2 separate regions of the Homo sapiens genome follow, and region 2 is linked to region 1. A link is a contact called in ENCODE Hi-C or POLR2A ChIA-PET data. All regions are on one chromosome and are shown on one strand. The core of a region is the stretch at or near the end of the contact, and the rest is flanking DNA. Distances in the headings are between cores, read along the strand shown. Region 1 overlaps LTBP1 (latent transforming growth factor beta binding protein 1). Region 2 has its middle 23 kb from the start of MIR4430.

Region 1 (5,963 bases), core at 2,461-4,960:
GATTCTCCTGCCTCAGCCTCCTGAGTAGCTGGGACTCTTGTTCTCCTTTAAAGTTTTAAAATGGGCCTGCCATGGATGTATTACTCAATTTTTTTTTTATGGTACAAATTTTTTTAACTTTTAGGTTCAGGGGTACATATAAAGGTTTGTTACATAGGCAACATGTCATGGGGGTTAGTGGTACAGATTATTACATCACCTAGGTGTGAAGCCCAGTACCCAATAGTTATTACCTTTTCTGCTTCCCTCCTCCCACCCTCCACTAGTGTCTGTTGTTTCCTTCTTCTTCTTTTTTTTTTTTTTTTTTTTTTTTTGTGGTATTTGGTTATATGAGTAAGTTCTTTTTTTAAATTTTTTAAATTATACTTTAAGTTTTAGGGTACATGTGCACAACGTGCAGTTTTGTTACATATGTATACATGTGTCATGTCGGTGTGCTGCACCCATTAACTCATCATTTACATTAGGTATATCTCCTAAAGCTATCCCTCCCCCCTCCCCCAACCCCGCGAAAGGCCCTGGTGTGTGATGTTCCCCATCCTGTGTCCAAGTGTTCTCATTGTTCAATTCCCACCTATGAGTGAGAACATGCGGTGTTTGGTTTTCTGTCCTTGCAATAGTTTGCTGAGAATGATGGTTTTCAGCTTCATCCATGTCCCTACAAAGGACATGAACTCATCATTTTTTATGGCTGCATAGCATTCCATGGTGTATATGTGCCACATTTTCTTAATCCAGTCTATTATTGATGGACATTTGGGTTGGTTCCAAGTCTTTGCTATTGTGAATAGTGCCACAGTAAGCATACATGTGCATGTGTCTTTATAGCAGCATGATTTATAAACCTTTGGGTATATACCCAGTAATGGGATGACTGGGTCAAATGGTATTTCTAGTTCTAGATCCTTGAGGAATCGCCACACTGTCTTCCACAATGGTTGAACTAGTTTACAGTCCCACCAACAGTGTAAAAGTGTTCCTATTTCTCCACATCCTCTCCAGCACCTGTTGTTTCCTGACTTTTTAATGATCGCCATTGTAATTGGTGTGAGATGGTATCTCATTGTGGTTTTGATTTGCATTCCTCTGATGGCCAGTGATGATGAGCATTTTTTCATGTGTCTTTTGGCTGCATAAATGTCTTCTTTTGAGAAGTGTCTGTTCATATCCTTCTCCCACTTTTTGATGGGGTTGTTTGATTTTTTTTCTTGTAAATTTGTCTAAGTTCTTTGTAGATTCTGGATATTAGCCCTTTTGTCAGATGGGTAGATTGTAAAAATTTTCTCCCATTCTGTAGGTTGCCTGTTCACTCTGATGGTAGTTTCTTTTGCTATGCAGAAGCTTTTTAGTCTAATTAGATCCCATTTGTCAATTTTGGTTTTTGTTGCCATTGCTCTTGGTGTTTTAGACATGAAGTCCTTGCCCCTGCCTATGTCCTGAATGGTATTGCCTAGGTTTTATTCTAGGGTTTTTATGGTTTTAGGTCTAACATGTAAGTCTTTAATCCATCTTGAATTAATTTTTGTATAATTTTGTAAGGAAGGGATCCAGTTTCAGCTTTCTACATATGGCTAGCCAGTTTTCCCAGCACCATAGCACCATTTATTAAATAGGAAATCCTTTCCCCATTTCTTGTTTTTGTCAGATTTGTCAAAGATCAGATGGTTGTAGATGTGTGGTATTATTTCTGAGGGCTCTGTTCCGTTCCATTGGTCTGTATCTGTGTTTTGGTACGAGCATCATGCTGTTTTGGTTACTGTAGCCTTGTAGTATAGTTTGAAGTCAGGTAGCATGATGCCTCCAGCTTTGTTCTTTTGGCTTAGGATTGTCTTGGCAATGCAGGCTCTTTTTTGGTTCCATATGAACTTTAAAGTAGTTTTTTCCAATTCCGTGAAGAAAGTCATTGCTGTTTCCTTCTTTGTATTCATAAGTTCTTATCATTTAGCTGCCACTTACAAGTGAGAACATGTGGTATTTGGTATTCTGTTCCTGCGTTAGTTTGCTAAGGATGATAGGCCTCCAGCTCCATCCATGTTCCTGCAAAAGACATTATCTCATTCTTTTTTATGGCTGCCTAGTATTCCATGGTGTATATGTACCATATTTTCTTTTTTATCCCCCAAACTTATGCCAAATCTCATTTAATCTTTACAAGGTAGAAAAGTGTTCATTCATTACAAAATACTTCTACTGAGTGCAGACATTGTGTTCAATGTTGGGTATGCCATTCTACATAGCATCGTTTCTCTATTTTTAAATGAGGAACCTGGTTTCAACAAAATCAAGTGACTTGGCCAGGGTCACAGGCATGAGCAGAAGACCGAGTTCCTCTGATTCAAATCCCATGGTTCATTTCCACAAAATAAACCTATAACTGAGTGGGGCTTTAGAGATCCTAAAATTCAGTGCTTTTACTTCATACGTGAGAAAAATAAGCTTTCTGCCCAAGTTTACAAGGTACACATAGGGAAATGGGAATGGGAACTCAAGTCCCCCAATACCAGTGTATTGTTCTTACCCAAACAGATAATTTAAGATTCACTTATTGTATATTTTTCGGTCATCTCTAAAACCCACTTTCTTCTCTGAAGGGCATGCTCTAAAGTTTCTTCTTCACCTATCTCCCCTCAGGGCACCTAATCTTAGAATGTAAGAGAAACTCTGACCAAATTTGTCTTCATGTTGACCTCAGGCACTTTAGTCATTGTTGAAACTTCTTTTTTGTTGTAGTTAAGAGAAGTAACAAGTAAGTCTTTATTTCCTTGTTTAGAAAAAAAAAAAAAAAGCTGGCTAAGTTGGTTGCTTTTTGGTGATCAAGGAGACCAAACTCCATATCCTTGTCCAATTCCTCCAAGTTAGACCTTATTGCCCTCCATAAGCAATGATATTTTGCTGCCTGCTGCCCCCTGCAGTTCCACTGGAGAATTACTTCAAAGGCCAGATAGAAAGTTCTAGCCATATATTTTTTTTTTTTTTGAAGCTACTTTGTGGTACTATTGGGAAGAGACAGGAGATGAGAGGCCACATGACAGTGTGTTGGGTCACTGTGGATTTATGTTTAGAACTTTCCTCTGCAAAATGAGAGCTAAACACTCTTGATGCCTGGCTAAATTGTTTTTACATCACAAAAACTCTAAAGTCTAGCTCTGACTTGGTTTCAAGAGATCTAAACTATAAAAAGAGCCAAACAAGAGTTTCTTTGTTTCCTTAAAAAAAAACTTTTGGTTCTGTTTTTTTTTGGTGTGTGTGTGTGTTTTGTTTTGTTTTGTTTTTTGGTTTTTTGTCTTTTGTTTTTTTGACAGAGTCCTGCTCTGTTGCTCAGGCTGGACAGTGGCCGTGATCTCAGCACACTGCATCCTCCACCTCTCAGGCTCAAGCGATTCTTCTGCCTCAGCCTCCCAAGTAGCTGGGATTACAGGTGTCCACCACCACGCCCGGCTAATTTTCTGTATTTTTAGTAGAGACAGGGTTTCACCATGTTGGCCACGCTGGTCTTGAACTCCTGGCCTCAGGCGATCTGCCCGCCTCAGCCTCCCAAAGTGCTGGGATTATAGGCATGAGCCCAGACTTTGGGTTTTCTAAACACAAGTATGATGTTCTTTCTCATTCATCAGGATGTTTTGAGGCCCTTTTACTGAATTTTTCCTTTGATCCCCTGGGAGCCCTTTTGTAAGGCTCATTCCGTAGCCAGAGCAAACAAACACATGGCAGAGCCAGCCTGCTTCTCTCTGGTCTTACAAACGCCGGCTGAAAACGTATTGCCTCACACTCTTACGGACCTTCTTAGCAAATGCTTACTAGACTCCGATAGTGAATTCTGTTGGTTCTGTTCTGAGAGTCTGACACTTGCCCTACTGCAAACTCACGAAGTTTGGAACTTTGGATGAACACTTTTAATAATTAAGAGCAAAAACAAAAACCATACTTGCTTTCTCGTTTTATGTGATTTTAACATAGAATATCAGAATTCAAAATGAGGCTACTCTGCACAAAATATACAAGTTTTTTATTTTTATGCTATTTTACACAGCAACATTCAGTATTTCTAATGCTAACTTTAAGATGTCTGAAATATGTATGGACATATATGTGTCTATTTGGAAAATGAACCATCATCTAAATATCATTTACAAAATGATATAGGAAGTTGAGAAGCTCTAACTTAGCTTCTGCCCTTTCCTTTCCAGGTTTTCTAAATAGCTTTGAGGAGTTACAGGCTGAGGAATGCGGCATCCTCAATGGATGTGAAAATGGTCGCTGTGTGAGGGTCCAGGAAGGTTACACCTGCGATTGCTTTGATGGGTATCACTTGGATACGGCCAAGATGACCTGTGTCGGTAAGAATGACGTGTGTTTTATGGGACATTAATTTTTTCCTGACACCCCGTATCTCAGTCAGTAGAGAACATTTAAGATAGATTTGCTGAGTTTCAGTTTGAGAAGATGAGAAAAGTTCTGGAGATGTACATTAAGTACAGTATGAATATACTTAATGCCACTGGACTATATACTTAAAAATGGTTAAAATGGTAAATATGTTCTGTGTATTTTACCACAATTCTTTTTTTTTTTTTTTTTTGAGATGGAGTTTTACTCTTGTCGCCCAGGCTGGAGTGCAGTGGGGTGATCTTGACTCACTGCAACTTCTGCCTCCCAGGTTCAAGCAATGCTCCTGCCTCAGCCTCCTGAGTAGCTGGGACTACAGGCACCCGCCACCACACCCGGCTAATTTTTTTTTTTTTTTTTTTTTGTATTTTTAGTAGAGACGGGATTTCACCGTGTTAGCCAGGATGGTTTCAATCTCCTGACCTCGTGATCCGCCCACCTTGGCCTCCCAAAGTGCTGGGATTACAGGCGTGAGCCACCACGCCTGGCCTCTTCTCCATCTTGAAGCAGTCCTTTTGCCCACTTTGCTTTTGTTAGTTTTAATCCATGGTGTGTCTGTAAAATAGGTAACCTAGCTTCTTAACAGATGTTTCAAGTGAGTGAGAGCCTAAATGGGTCTCATGTAGAAGGAGGTCTGTGAATGTTATGGAAGGCTTTAGACAGGCTGTATGGAGAGGCCTCTGCGTAGGTATCTGGTTCCTCTTGACAAATCTAGCAGTTCCTCCATACCTATGGGAAGGAATTTGGAAGTAATATAGTTCCTCCAACTTCCTTGAGGTTCTACTAGAAAATGTCAAGCTCACAAAATGCTCATGTTTTGCTAGATAACAGTGAAAGAAGTTCTAGAACCTCCCTGATAATCTGCCTCTTTAAGATCTCAAAAAAGTCATCTTCGTCTTGTCTGTGACTGAAGCAATGACGAGAAAGCTTCCTTGGGGTGGTCGGGGGAAGGGCCTCAGGTAAGCCTCAGGTTATGTGTCCTCACAGAATAATATCCAAGATTGTTTACCTGCATGGCTTGACTTATTGCAGATGTAAATGAATGCGATGAGTTGAACAACCGGATGTCTCTCTGCAAGAATGCCAAGTGCATTAACACCGATGGTTCCTACAAGTGTTTGTGTCTGCCAGGCTACGTGCCTTCTGACAAGCCAAACTACTGCACTCCGTTGAATACCGCCTTGAATTTAGAGAAAGACAGTGACCTGGAGTGAAACAGAATCTACATAACCTAAGCCCATATACTCTGCACTGTGTAAAGGAAAAGGGAGAAATGTATTATACTTGAGACATTGCACCTACCCCGGAAGGCTGGAAATACAGAAACAGCATGGAATTGCAAGTCCTCTGAAGACAATGAGAGGATTTAGGATGAGCCCGATAGGTGTGGCAGACCAAATGGACATTTCTCTAAAAAACCAGTATATATAGTCTGTTCATATGTAAAATTCAATGGAAGAGAGGTGGAACAGTGCTGTTATTTTAAACAGAAGGTTGTATTATTATGTTGTTTTGTTTTTTTACTATTGCTTGATTAAATTTGGCATTTAAATAGTGGTGGAAATATTTTATATAAT
Region 2 (5,963 bases), core at 1,724-4,223, 45 kb after region 1:
GAGGCAGAAGAATCGCTTGAACCCAGGAGGTGGAGGTTGCAGTGAGCCGGGATCGCGCCACTGCCCTCCAGCCTGGGCAATGGAGTGAGACTCCATCGCCAAAAAAAAAAAAAAAAAATTGTATTCATGAAATGCCAGGTATTTAAAATACAGTTCTTAGAAATTGCTTAATAGTTCTACGGTAGTTCTACAGATTGTTTTATGTATCTACAAGTTGCTGAGAACATTTTAAGTTAGAGTTAGCTAATTTTGAAAAAAATTATCAATTTTTTAGCTTTTTAATTAATTACATAGAAATGTATTGCCTTATTTCCAGAGTAACTCCTACAATCACCATGTGTTTACAGTTTACATAATAATAGAGCCAACCCTGGCCTTCACATTTAAATACAAGTAAAATCAGGTTACTGAAGAGACCATATGAAGCAGCAAGAAATTTAGATGTCACCAAATACAATGTACAACTTGGGGGATGTGTTGAAGAGGGATGTGGGAGAAGCATGCCAAGGTCTTCTTCTTCAGACTGGAAACTACACCCACCTGCCATCTGGCCTGACGCTGGGTGGGGTAGAGGGGTATTGCACGATGATTCTTGTGTATTTACAGGCACCTTAAATTCAGACAATTGGCTTTTGGAGACTTTTCTCCTACTGTCTCATCCTGTATTACAGGTCTACAAGCAGCACCACACCATGAACACCTATTTATTAAGTTTTCTAACTTACAATATAATCTCTATCCTTGAAAAACTCAATGTTAAGTTGAAAAAAGGGAAGTATACAGGACACAAAGCATCCTGTATGTGGAGCCAAATTAATGACGTAGATAATGAGTGCCACCTAAGGAAGACCTGATCCAGACGGGCTTCATGGAGGCCTGAGGCTGAGTTGGGTCTTGGTAAGCGGGAGGAGAGCTGATGGATGAGGGAGATGAGGACATCTATGATAAGAATGGAGCTGTGAGCATGAGCAGAGACAGGAATGGCCTTCCTGCGCCCAAGGAATAGGGCTGTCAGATGAAATACAGGATGCCCAGTTCAATGTGAATTTCAGATAAACAACAAACACTTTTTTAGTCTAAGTGTGCCCTACTGCATGACTGTGTATGAGACTTAGTGCATGGGACCTACTTATACGAAAATAGTATTTGCTGTTTATCAGAAACTCACACTTAGCTGGGGGCCCTGTATTCTGATTTCCCAAATCTGGCAACTCTTCAAGGGAACTGAGAGTCAGCCAGCTTGACAGCAGCAGAGGGAATGAGCCTATGGAGCAGGAAAGAAGTGCCTGGAGGAGGCTGGGTTCAGAAGGTGGTGGGACTTTAATGGTGAACTAAGGAGTCAAGAATTTAAAGACACCTGGGGCCGATGAGAAGTTCTGAAAAGGGAAATGGCGTGCATAAGATCTGCCGGTTGGAGGCAGAACTTGCTGGGGGAGAGATCAGGGCACCGAGGCCTGGGTTCTGATGAAGACAGAGAGAAAGAAGCCCAATGGAGACACATCTGAGAACAAACTGACGCGTTTTGCAAACTAATTGGGTATGGTTATAGGAGGAGAGAATGTGTTCAAGAGGATGTTATGTTTTATGGCTCCATTCAAAGAAATGGCCAAAGAGACAGCAGCAGGTCAGGGAGTTAGTGAGAGGGATGGGGATTTTGGTTTCAAACACAGGAAATTTGAGGGAATGATGGAATAGTCAGATAGAAATAGTAAGCGAACAGCTGAGAATGGAAAACAGCTTAGGAGGGAGGTGAGAACTGGAAATAAAAACGACAACATTTATTAAGCACTTACTCGATGTCAAGCCTTTTATCTCCATTATCTCCTTCTGCCTCTGCAACCATCTATCGGCAGGTTCCATTGCCAGCCACATTTTGTAGTTGAGAAAAGTGAGGTCAGAGAGATTAAGTAACATGTCCATGATCACATCATTAATGAGAGGCAGATGGAAAATGGAACCACCATGTGTAGGGGCCAAAGCCCTCACAACTGAGACTCATATACAGAATGTTGAGCCTCTGGCTCTAGATTCACTTTCTCCATCTGCAAAGAGCTAAGGGCGCCAGTTGCTCATGCTAGAACCCAGTTTTTAGCCAGGTTCCAGGTCTTCTATTGTTCGTAACTTTGATGGCCCTCGTAGAATTCTCCATCTTTTGGTTACTCTCTCTGAGAAAATGGAAATCATTTATACCCAGAGGTTTTCCTTATTTATTAACCTCCAGAATCGTTTTTCCCCTTAGTGGCTCATTTTAAATTTTCCCTTGGTCATCTGGTGAAATAAAGATTATGATGAAGAATCTATAATCTCATATAGTTACTTTTTTTGTATGACATGTGTGGCTAAAACATACTTATTTTACAAAAATCCCGAATACAATACAATTTTATTAAATTTCATCTTGAGGTTGGACATTAGATCTCCAAACTTGTTTTTTTTTCTTTCTTCTTCAAGACAAGGTCCCCCTCTATCACCCAGGCTGGAATGCAGTGGCACAAGCTCGGCTTGCTGCAGCCTCCACCTCCAGGGCTCAAGTGATCCTTGTGCCTCGGCCTCCCAAATAGCTAGGACTGCAGGAACACGCCACTGCACCCACTAATTTTTGTATTTTTTAGTAGAAACAGGGTTTCACCATGTTGCCAAGTTGGTCTTGAACTCCTGACCTCAAATGATCCTCCTGCCTCGGCCTCCTGAAGTGCTGCGATTACAGGCGTGAGCCACGGCACCCAGCCTCCAAACTTGTTCTTTAGTGTCTGCTATTTTGTATCCTTTGACCTATATGTCCCCATTTCCCTTTCCCCCCTCCTCCCACCCTTAGTGGCCACTGTTTCATTCTGTATCTCTGTGTTTTAGGGTTTAAAAAATATTCCACATATAAATTAGATCGTGCAATTTTTAGAAAAAGGTTATGCTGAAGAGAAAAGACCAAGGGTGTCAACCTCCTCTCCTTGTCCCTGGCTGCTCTCTAGTGGCAATACCAGAAAACAACGCTCAGCCCAGAGACAGCAGAGCCAGGCACTAGAAGCAAGCTCTTTAGGAATCTCTAAATAGCAAATTCAAGAAGGCTAGTTGTGCTAGGAAATTCTGGAAGAAGACTCCATGGAATTACATACACCCTTACAGCTTGTTGGCCTGAAAGGCATTTTGAATAGAACAGTTTTAGATTTATCTTAAACTTTCTAATCATTAAAAATACTTCACCTGTTTACCATTTTAGGCAGGCACATATGTTTGGCTACTAAACTTTCAATGCACATACGTGCCTTTTTATTAAGATTTCCTAGATCTTTGATTCTAAATATTTACTTCAAAATACACAATATATTTTTTAGTAAAAAGCAAAAAGTCTATCTTTTAGGGATCTATTCTTAAAAACATCATAAATTGAGACAATAATGCGTGTGTAAAAGACTATTCATAACAGATACATTTTGTAACTAACCTAAATATACAGGGAATTGTTAAATAACATTCCACAATATGAAATTTTATACAGACATTAAATTACATTATAATATTTAATGACATTGGAAACTATTCATAGTAAATGTTAAGTGAACATTTACACTTACATTCAGTGAATGTAAGAAGTCTACAAAATTATGTATATAGTGTGACCCCATTTGCTTAAAAAATATATATGTACATATGAAAAAAGAAGTAAGAGCTAAAAAGTCATACACCAACTGTTAACAATAGAAATTTCTTAGCCTGGCCAATATGGTGAAACTCCATCTCTACTAAAAATACAAAACTTAGCCAGGCGTGATGGCATGCGCCTGTAGTCCCAGCTACTCAGGAGGCTAAGCCAGGAGAATTGCTTGAACCCAAGAGGCGGAGGTTGCAGTGAGCCAAGATCGCGCCGCTGCACTCCAGCCTGGGTGACAGAGCGAGACTACGTCTCGAAAAAAAATTTCTGGTTGGTGGGATAATGGTGATTTTGATTTTCTACTTTGTCTCCAGGATAAATAAGCATGTACTACTTTTATAATCAGGAACAAAACCCAGTATGTTTTCAAAATGTACAGAGCTAAGTCTCTGTTCTGATTTCTTGCTGTCATGGCTGACAATATGTTCATGCTAATTCATTGCCATTGACGGCCTCTCCTCCAAGTAAAGGGCTATATCCTGTTTGTGACAGCATAATCCATTGTAATGGAAAAGATTATGATGCACTGGCCTGTTCTATGACTTCACTGCATTCATCAGCAGCAGGAAACAAAGACATGCACTTTTTTCATAATTGTTTTAGTAATAATTGACAATTGGAGGAAATGAATGGCAGAAAACAATTATGGGCAGACAAGATGGTCAGCAAATCAAACTGGGAAATGCAGGGGAGCCCGTCTCAGCTTTATTCATGTAGCGATTTCAGAACATTACAAAGATATTATTGTTTTGTTCTCCTACAGAAATCACTATTGTTTTTTTTTTTTTTCTTTTTTACCAGCAGTTACACAATTCTTTGCTGGCAGCAATGACTTCCAATGTGTTTTTAATTCAGTAATCCGGTAATCCCACAACAGGGATTTGCTGCTGAACTTTTTATGTTTATTAATATTCAGGGTCAGTGTGAACGCCTCCCTGTGCACATAGCTAGTAAAATGCACAGCGATATTGCTGTGACTTTTCTTGCCTCTGAATAACTCCCTGTTGCCCAGACATAGAATCTTAAAAGTGTTTCTTTCTATTACATTTATAAATAGCAAATTCATGTTTCTATTTTTTAAATTGTCCCTAGTCTTCATTTTAATAGCAATGGGCAGGAGAATAAAACAACAAAAACTCAAAACAAGTGAATTAATGATTCAATATCTAGTTTCCATGCCATGAAATGGGCACATCCCTTAGATGAAAATGAGGGATGGGTTATCAATTAGGAAACAGTTAAGTAAGGCAGGTATTATGCTGTGGTAACATTTATTTATTTCTCTTAGCGGCCTGTGTTCATAGTTGTCTTGCTGGGTATTACTAGAATTCTTTGGATGGGGAAACTAAACATGTGTGGGCTGTTACATCACTCCAAGTCATACTCTTCTCTGGTTAGCCTGATATGGAGTAAAATTCGGCAGCAGCTCTGACTTCCAGTTTTAAAGACTACTTACTGCTCTTACTATTTATTATGGAACACCCTACAGCACAGTCCTGTAGAAATACATACCTGTAATCCCAACAATTTGGGTGGCAGAGGCTGGAAGATCACTTGAACCCAGGTGACCAGCCTGGGCAACATAGTGAGATCCTGTCTCTAAAAAAAAAAAAAAAAAAAAAAATAGCTGGGCATGGTGGTACGTGCTTATAGTCCTAGATATTCAGGAGGCTGAGTTGGCAACATTGTTTGAGCCCAGTTGTTCAAGTCTACAGTGAGCTATGATCACACCACTGCACTCCAGCCAGGGCAACAAAGTGAGATCCTGTCTCAAAAAAATTAAAAAAATAAAATATAAATAAAATGTGAGCCACTAATGTGACCTACATAGTTCATTTTACATTTCCTAGTGACCACATTTCAAAAAATAAAAAGAAACAGATAAAATGAATTTTAATATCATAGTTTAAGGAGTGGGGGATAGTGCCTTACACCTGTAATCCCAGTGTTTTGGGAGGCAAAGGTGGGAGGATTGCTTGAGGTCAGGATTTCAAGAACAGCCTGGGCAGCATGGCAAGACCCTGTCTCTACAAAAACAATTTTAAACATTAGCTGGGCATGGTGGTGCATGCCTGTAGTCCTAGCTACTCAGGGGACTGAGGTGAGAGGATTGCTTGAGCCCAGTATTTCGAGGATGCAGTGAACTATGATTGCACCACTCACTGCACTCCAGCATGGGCAACAGCAAGACCCTTTCTAAAATAATAATAATAATATAGTTGATTTAACCAAATATATCCAAGATAACATTTCAACATGCACCCAATATAAAAAACCACTAATAAAAACTTTATATTCCCTTTTTGTAATAAGTCTT

The links. A loop is a pair of places that touch in the nucleus more often than their neighbours do. ChIA-PET counts read pairs that join two places held with the same protein, here RNA polymerase II (POLR2A). Pooled maps may share reads with other maps.
Region 2: a map of IMR-90 shows a loop between it and region 1 (2.1-fold over the local background). The contact joins two enhancer-like sites. A Hi-C loop is called at or near these places in 3 of 168 maps with a recorded cell type or tissue (HepG2, IMR-90 and astrocyte of the cerebellum), 1 of 37 single-sample maps with no recorded cell type and 5 of 50 pooled maps. POLR2A ChIA-PET finds 5 or more read pairs at or near these places in 3 of 52 experiments (A549, AG04450 and OCI-LY7).

The regions. Positions count from the first base shown.
Region 1 is chr2:33,392,946-33,398,908 of GRCh38, forward strand. LTBP1 (latent transforming growth factor beta binding protein 1) reads left to right here. Exons shown (of 34, transcript NM_206943.4): 33 at 4,188-4,337; 34 at 5,419-5,963. The coding sequence ends at 5,600. Among named protein-coding and RNA genes, the nearest start is that of MIR4430, 23 kb to the right of the region's middle. Within about 2 kb of position 3,711, at least 3 of the 41 ENCODE cell types and tissues checked have a DNase peak (open chromatin) inside an H3K27ac peak, as active enhancers do.
Region 2 is chr2:33,438,463-33,444,425 of GRCh38, forward strand. It overlaps a transcript of RASGRP3 not described here. Among named protein-coding and RNA genes, the nearest start is that of MIR4430, 23 kb to the left of the region's middle. Within about 2 kb of position 2,974, at least 6 of the 41 ENCODE cell types and tissues checked have a DNase peak (open chromatin) inside an H3K27ac peak, as active enhancers do.